Linked DNA regions of Homo sapiens: region 2 is linked to region 1. The links are chromatin contacts, found by Hi-C in ENCODE. All regions are on one chromosome and are shown on one strand. The core of a region is the stretch at or near the end of the contact, and the rest is flanking DNA. Distances in the headings are between cores, read along the strand shown.

Region 1 (3,662 bases), core at 8-2,507:
TTCTGAGTAGCTGGGATTACAGGCATGCGCCACCAAGCCTGGCTAATTTTGTATTTTTAGTAGAGACGAGCTATCTCCATGTTGGTCAGGCTGGTCTCGAACTCCTGACCTCAGGTGATCCGCCAGCCTCAGCCTCCCAAAGTGCTGGGATCACAGGCTTGAGCCACCGCACCCGGCATAAAGCATTTATTTTTGAATGTTCATATTTTTGATAAAGCAGTGTGACATCAGGAACATTTCGTTGCAGTCATTTTCTACCATGTTGGTATGCAATGCTCTAATGTTAAGAAATCAAGCTGAAATCTAGGAAATGTAGCCTGAATGTCTGTGATATATAAGACATAATTACATAAACGTAATAGCTGTATCTAAAAGTTGACCTATCTTTGTGTTGAAAATTTCCATCGGGCCGGGCGCGGTTGCCCATGCCTGTAATCCCAGCACTTTGGGAGGCCGAGGCGAGTTCGAGACCAGCATGACCAACATGGAGAAAACCTGTCTCTACTAAATATACAAAATTAGACGGGCCTGGTGACGCATCGCATGCCTGTAATCCCAGCTACTCGGGAGGCTGAGGCGGGAGAATCGCTTGAACCCAGGAGGCGGAGGCTGCGGTGAGCCAAAATCGCGCCATTGCACTCCAACCTAGGCAACAAGAGCGAAACTGTGTCTCAAAAAAAAAAAAGAAAATTTCCATCATTGTTTGCTTGTCCCAAACAAAATCCTGCGTAAGGGGATACGAAGTAATGAAATAACACGGCAGTAGATCTGCCTTTGCACATTGCTCAGGAGGCCACGGATTTGTCCGAAGTTTCTTTTTTCTCTAAAATGAGAAATGGAAAATTGCCTTTTGAAGAAGATGTAAATGCCCCACCCTCTGACGCTGTCTCACTCCCTTCCTGTGTCACTCTTACCGCTGAAGTCAGGACCTGACATTATCTTGTTGACATGTTTGCGTTTTTATCGTCAGCCTCGTCGAAAGGGGCGTACGATTGCTCCCCGAAACCAGGGTCTTTCCCGGCCGATTCCCCAGCTAGCAACAAGCCCCTTGCAAAGAGGAGGCGGACAGTGACTGGAATACAGGGACACGCACACTCGAGCCACACTGGCCGCCTCCCTCGGCCCTCGCAAGGGTCCCTAACGCGCCTTCGGAAGCCGCCTAGGCGGGGCCTGCGCGCGCGGGCCTCTGGGAAGTGTAGTTCGCGCGCCCGGCGTGGACCCGGGGTTGCAGGAGCGAGGCTCCGAGTGCGCAGGCGCACTTCCAGTTCTGCCCCACCGCTGCGGCCATTGTCCGACCCCGGTGCGGCTGAGGCCCCTTTGGGCAGCCCCTCCGCAGATCAGAATTGGAGATAACCGAGGCTTCGGCGGGGGCGGGAGGAGCTGCCCGAGGCTCTGGGTGGGCCGGAGGTCGCGAAATCCGGAGCCCCCCAGAGGCGGTGATTCTGAGTGCGCGGGTCTGGGCGGGACCCCTCCTGGGTTTGGCGGGTGTCAGCCGGGCCTCGCCCACCACCCTGCGAAGGGGACTGGGCGTGGCCGGAGGGGGGTGTCCGGGAGGCCGCTGAGCCTTTCATTTCGGGGATGGGGAGCGGCAGGCCCGGGCTGGTTCCACGGTCCTCGCCACCATCTCCCCTGGAGATGTGGTTTAGGGGCGGAGGTGGGGCGGGGCGGGGCGGGGTGGGGTCGGTGTTGCAGCGGGGTGAGTGGGCCCTGTCCTTTCTCCCCAGCTCCTGCCCCGGAGCCGGGCCCTGGCGAGGCAGGAATGGCCCCGAGGCCTCCGACCGCCGCGCCCCAGGTGAGCAACGCGTTCCTAACCTCCTGGGCATCCCATCCATCTATCCATCCCATCTCCCAAGGGTGTTTGGAGCAGTCATTGTTCTCTGCCTGGCGACTCCCTTACTTGCTTGGCTCGATCGGAGCCTCCTGGCCATGGAAAACCCCAGGCTTTGGGGAGCTGGATTCCCAAAGGGGAGGCTGCTCTGTGGGGTAGAGAGGGCCAGTGTGGTGCGATCTTGTGGGAGGAGTTGAGATTGGATGCGTTGGGAAGTGTCAGTTTTGAGAGTCCTGAATGCCACGCCAGTTTTTTGAACTCTTGTCAATAAGAAATGGAGAGAGTGGGGTCACAGGATGGAACACTGTAGAGGAGGAAGTGACTGTCGGCAAGTGTGGAGAGAGGAGCCCCAGCTTCTGACCCAGGGCCCATAGAGAGTCCGTAAGGGGCCGTAGAAGCCTGGTTAGAACATGTCTAGGAAGAGGCTGGAGATGGGCTTTCTTGGGCAAGGAGGCAAAAACAAAACAAAATAAAAAACAACCAAAAATAAAACCAGGGCTGATTCTCCCAGAGCTTTTTGTGTCTGTCCTTTTCTGCTTTAACAAAAATGTAATAGAGCAACTCACTCCCCACCGCCAGAAGTCCAGCCTTCACCTTAATGTGAGGCTGATTCGTGAACCCATTTATTCTTGTGGCAGAGGGGGCATTTTCTAGAAGCGTCACAACTCTAAGGTTATCCATTGATTTACATATTGGTGAAAATACATCAAGATCCAGATGGTATCTGTATCTTTGAATCTACATTCTCTTTAGAATTAAGGGAAAATGACAGATTGTAGTTGCTAGGTGTGTGAGACATCAAGATCAATTCAAATAAAAATACCAAGTTGCCAGGTACAGTGGGTCACACCTGTAAGTCCAGCACTTTGGGAAGCTGAGGCAATAGGATCGTTTAAGCCCAGGAATTTGAGACCAGCCTGGGCAACATAGTGAGACTCCGTCTCTGCAAAAAAAAAAAAAAAAAAAAAATTTAAAAGATAAAAACACCAACTTAGTAATGTCCTTTAAAAGAGCAGTTTATAGTGAATTAAGCATACAATACATCATGCCTTTTTTTTTTTTTTTTTTGAAACAGGGTCTCTTGTCACCCAGTCTGGAGTACAGTGACATGATCTTGGCTCACTGCAACCTCTGCCATGGTGCACGCCACCATGCCCGGCTAATTTTTGTATTTTTTGGTTTATTTTATTTTTTGAGACAGTCTCATTCTGTCACCCAGGCTGAAGTGTAGTGGCATGATCTCGGCTCACTGCAACCTCCACCTCCTGGGTTCAAGTGATTCTCCTGCCTCAACCTCCCTAGTAGCTGGGATTAACAGGTGTACACCACCACACCCGGCTAATTTTTTTGTATTTTAGTAGAGTCAGGGTTTTACCATGTTGGCCAGTCTGGTCTCGAACTCCTGACGTCAATTGATCCGCCCACGTTGGCCTCCCAAGGTGCTGGGATTACAGATGTGAGCCACCACGCCTGGCCTAATTTTTGTTTTTTTTTGTAAAGATGGGGTTTCTCCAGGCTGGATTTGAATTCCTAAGCTCAAGTGATGTGCTCGCTTCAGCCTCCCAAAGTGTTGGGATTACAGGTGTGAGCCACCACAGCTGGGCATGTGCCACCATGCCCAGCTAATTTTTGTATTTTTAGTAAAGATGGGGTTTCACCATGTTGGCCAGGATGGTCTCGATCTCCTGACCTCCCAAAGTTCTGGGATTACAGGCGTGAGCCACCGGGCCCGGCCTGCGTTTTTATATATATATATACTTCTTATTATATGTTTCTGTTTTTACAGGGATGAGCCTTAAGGAGTAAGACACCTGCCAATACTAAAACAAGACAG
Region 2 (3,285 bases), core at 680-3,179, 750 kb after region 1:
ACTCTCCTGTGTTTAAGTGATCCTCCCTCAAGCCTCCCGAGTAGCTGGGACTACAGGTGCCCACCACAGCACCCAGCTAATTAAAAAAAAAATTTTTTTTTTTTAAGTAGAGATGGGCCTCGCTTTGTTGCCCAGGCTGGTCTCAAACTCTTGGCCTCAAGAGATCCTCCTGCCTCAGTTTCCCAAAGTGCTGGGATTCCAGGCAGTGGCACCTGGCCTTTTCAGTTTACTTATTTATTTTTTTGACATGGAGTCTCACTCTGTCGCCCAGGCTGGAGTGCAGTGGCATGATCTCAGCTCACTGCAACCTCCGCCTCCCAGGTACAAGCTATTCTCCCACCTCAGCCTTCTGAATAGCTGGGATTACAGGCACCTGCCATCATACCCAGCTAAGTTTTGTATTTTTAGTAGAGACAGGGTTTCACCATATTGGCCAGGCTGGTCTTGAACTTCTGACCTCAGGTGATCCACCGACCTCAGGTGATCCGCCTACCTTGGCCTCCCAAAGTGCTGGGATTACAGGTGTGAGCCACCACGCCTGGTCTTCGGTTTATTTATTTATTTTTTTAGAGATGAGGTCTTACTGTGTTGCCCAGGCTGGTCTCAACTCCTGGCTTCAAGCTATTCTCTGGTCTTAGCTTCCTGAGTAACTGGGATTATAGGCACAAGCCACTGTGCCAGGCCAGTTGTCATTTAATCTGCATTTAGTAGTGTAAGAACTAGCCAGTAATTCCAGCTACTTAGGAGGCTGAGGCAGGAGGATTGCTTGAGGCCAGGAGTTTTAAGACCAGCCTGAGCAATATATTGAGGACCCCATCTCTACAATGAAAAATGAAGCTGGGTACACTGGCTCATGCCTGTAATCCCTGCACTTTGGAAGGCTAAGGCTGGCGCATTGTTTGAGCCCAGGAGTTTGAGACCAGCCTGGGTAAAGTGGTGAAACCTCATCTCTACTAAAAATACAAAAATTTAGCTGGGAGTGGTGACACACATCTGTAGCCCCAGCTACTCAGGAGGCTGAGGTAGGAGGATCACCTGAGCCCAGGAACTCAAGGCTGCAGTGAGCTATGGTAGTGCCATGGCACTCCAGCCTGGGTGATGGGAGCCAGAACCTGTCTCAAAATAAATAAATAAATTTAATTAAATGAAAAAAAAAAAAAAAGCCAGACATAGTGGCACACACTGTAGTCTCAGCTGCTCAGGTGGCTAAGGTAGGAAGATTGCTTGAGCCCATTTCAGGGCTGTAGTGCACAATGATCAAGCCTGTGAATAGCCACTGTACTCCAGCCTGGACAACATAGTGAGACCTTGTCTCTTAAAAGAAAAAATAATGTAAGGACTCATTTACCAAGTACTAGATACATGGACTCTCCAGTTAAGAAGATTGAAATCTAAGTTGTGGATAGGCGCCCTTAAAAGATGAGTATCTAGCAAGTTTATGGCTATGGAAAAATAAAGGATTTGAAATAGGAGTTACTCTACAAAAGTTTGAAAATGTGTGCCCAACACTTACTCAAATAAGTATCTAAAGGAAATAAGGTTGGTTTCTTTCCATTGTGGAAGCGCCCTCTTGTGGTTAGTTGTCATGAATTTGGAGTATTGTTTTTTATATATATTTACATATATGTATACATGTAGATATTTGCAAATTTTTTTCTTTTTTTTTAAATTGTTTTTGGCTTTGGACAAAATGAAAACCTTTATTTAAAAATACAGGCTGGGGCCGGACGCGGTGGCTCATGCCTGTAATCCCAGCACTTTGAGAGGCCAAGGAGGGCAGATCACTTGAGGTCAGGAGTTCCAAACTAGCCTGGCCAACATCGTGAAACCCCATATCTACTAAAAATACAAAAGTTAGCCAGGAGTGGTGGCAGGCGCCTATAATCCCAGCTACTCAGGAGGCCGAGGCATGAGAATTGCTTGAACCCGGGAGGTGGAGATTGCAACAAGCCAGGATTGCGCCACTGCACTCCAAGCTGGGAGATAGAGTGAGACTGTTTCCAAAAATAGAAATGCTGGAAGCGGTTGCTTATGCCTGTAGTCCCAGCACTTTGGGAGACTGAGGCAGGCAGATCACTTGAGGCCAGATCGAGACCAGCCTGGCCATCATAGTGAAACCCCGTCTTTACTAAAAATACAAAAATTAGCTGAGCATAGTGGCACATGCCTTAAGTCCCAGCTACTCGGGATGGTGAGGCACAAGAATTGCTTGAACCTGGGAGGCGGAGTCTGCAGTGAGCTATGATCACACCACTGCACTCCAACCTGGGCAACAGTGGGAAACTCTGTCTCAAAAAATATATATATATATATATGTATATGCATTGGGCCAAGCACGGTAGTTCACGCTTGTAATTCCAGTACTTTGGGAGGCTGAGGTGGGCGGATCACTTGAGCCCAGAAGTTCAAGACCAGCCTGGGCAACATGGTGAAACCTCATCTCTATTGAAAAAAAAAAGAGTAAATGAGGTTTAAAAAAAAATACAGTATTGGAGGTGAGGCACGGTGGCTTACACCAGAATCACACTGGGATGCTCTGTGTTCCTGTGGGCAGTCGAGGGGTCAGGCCAACACATTCATGCCGTTGCTACCATCTGGGGTCACTGTATTGTCCTCAAGAATTCAAGGGGATATGCTTCCCAAAATCAAGAGTGCAACTTGGATTTTCAGCATTTTTTAGTTCATGTTGTTTCTTTGGTGTCTAGCAGCTAAATTTCATTTTTCAGGTTAAAGCTTCCCAGGCTCATAGTTGTTTAAATATGATGGCTAGAGGAAAGGAAGAGTGAGAGCCAGCTGGTTCCTTGTATTTTTAAATAGACAAAAGAAACATATTTTTCGGTAATTTTACACTTTTTTGTTCTTATTCACAGCTGTATTTTTTTAAATCAACTTCCCTTTAAAGCCATATAGCTGTATTTTAATATTACCTTGGTAACTGTTAGAGTAGCTAATATTCAAAAGACAAAAAATAACAGATGCTGGTGAGGATGCAGAGAAAAGCAAACTCTTATACACTGTTGGTGGGAATGTAAATCAGTATAGCCATTACGGAAAACAGTATGAATATTTCTCAAAAAGCTAAAAATAGAACTACTGTATGATCTAGCAATCCTACTATTGAGTATTTATCCAAAAGAAGAGAAATCAGCATGTCAGAAAGATACCTGCACCTCCATGTTTATTGCTGCACTATTCACAATAACAAAGATAGAGAATCAACCTAAGTGTCCATCAGCAGACAAATGGATTAAGAAAATATGGTATATATACACAAAGGGATACTAT

The links. Hi-C counts contacts between places; a loop is a spot of excess contacts on that map. Pooled maps may share reads with other maps.
Region 2: a map of heart left ventricle shows a loop between it and region 1 (9-fold over the local background). The contact joins the enhancer-like site here to the promoter of ZFP90 in region 1. A Hi-C loop is called at or near these places in 2 of 168 maps with a recorded cell type or tissue (heart left ventricle and right cardiac atrium), 1 of 37 single-sample maps with no recorded cell type and 2 of 50 pooled maps.

Annotation. Positions count from the first base shown.
Region 1 is chr16:68,538,034-68,541,695 of GRCh38, forward strand. ZFP90 (ZFP90 zinc finger protein) reads left to right here and starts at 1,258. Exons shown (of 5, transcript NM_001305203.2): 1 at 1,258-1,446; 2 at 1,725-1,792. The coding sequence starts at 1,760.
Region 2 is chr16:69,285,567-69,288,851 of GRCh38, forward strand. All of the region lies in intron 5 of SNTB2 (syntrophin beta 2), which reads left to right. Among named protein-coding and RNA genes, the nearest start is that of VPS4A, 24 kb to the right of the region's middle. Within about 2 kb of position 1,930, at least 10 of the 41 ENCODE cell types and tissues checked have a DNase peak (open chromatin) inside an H3K27ac peak, as active enhancers do.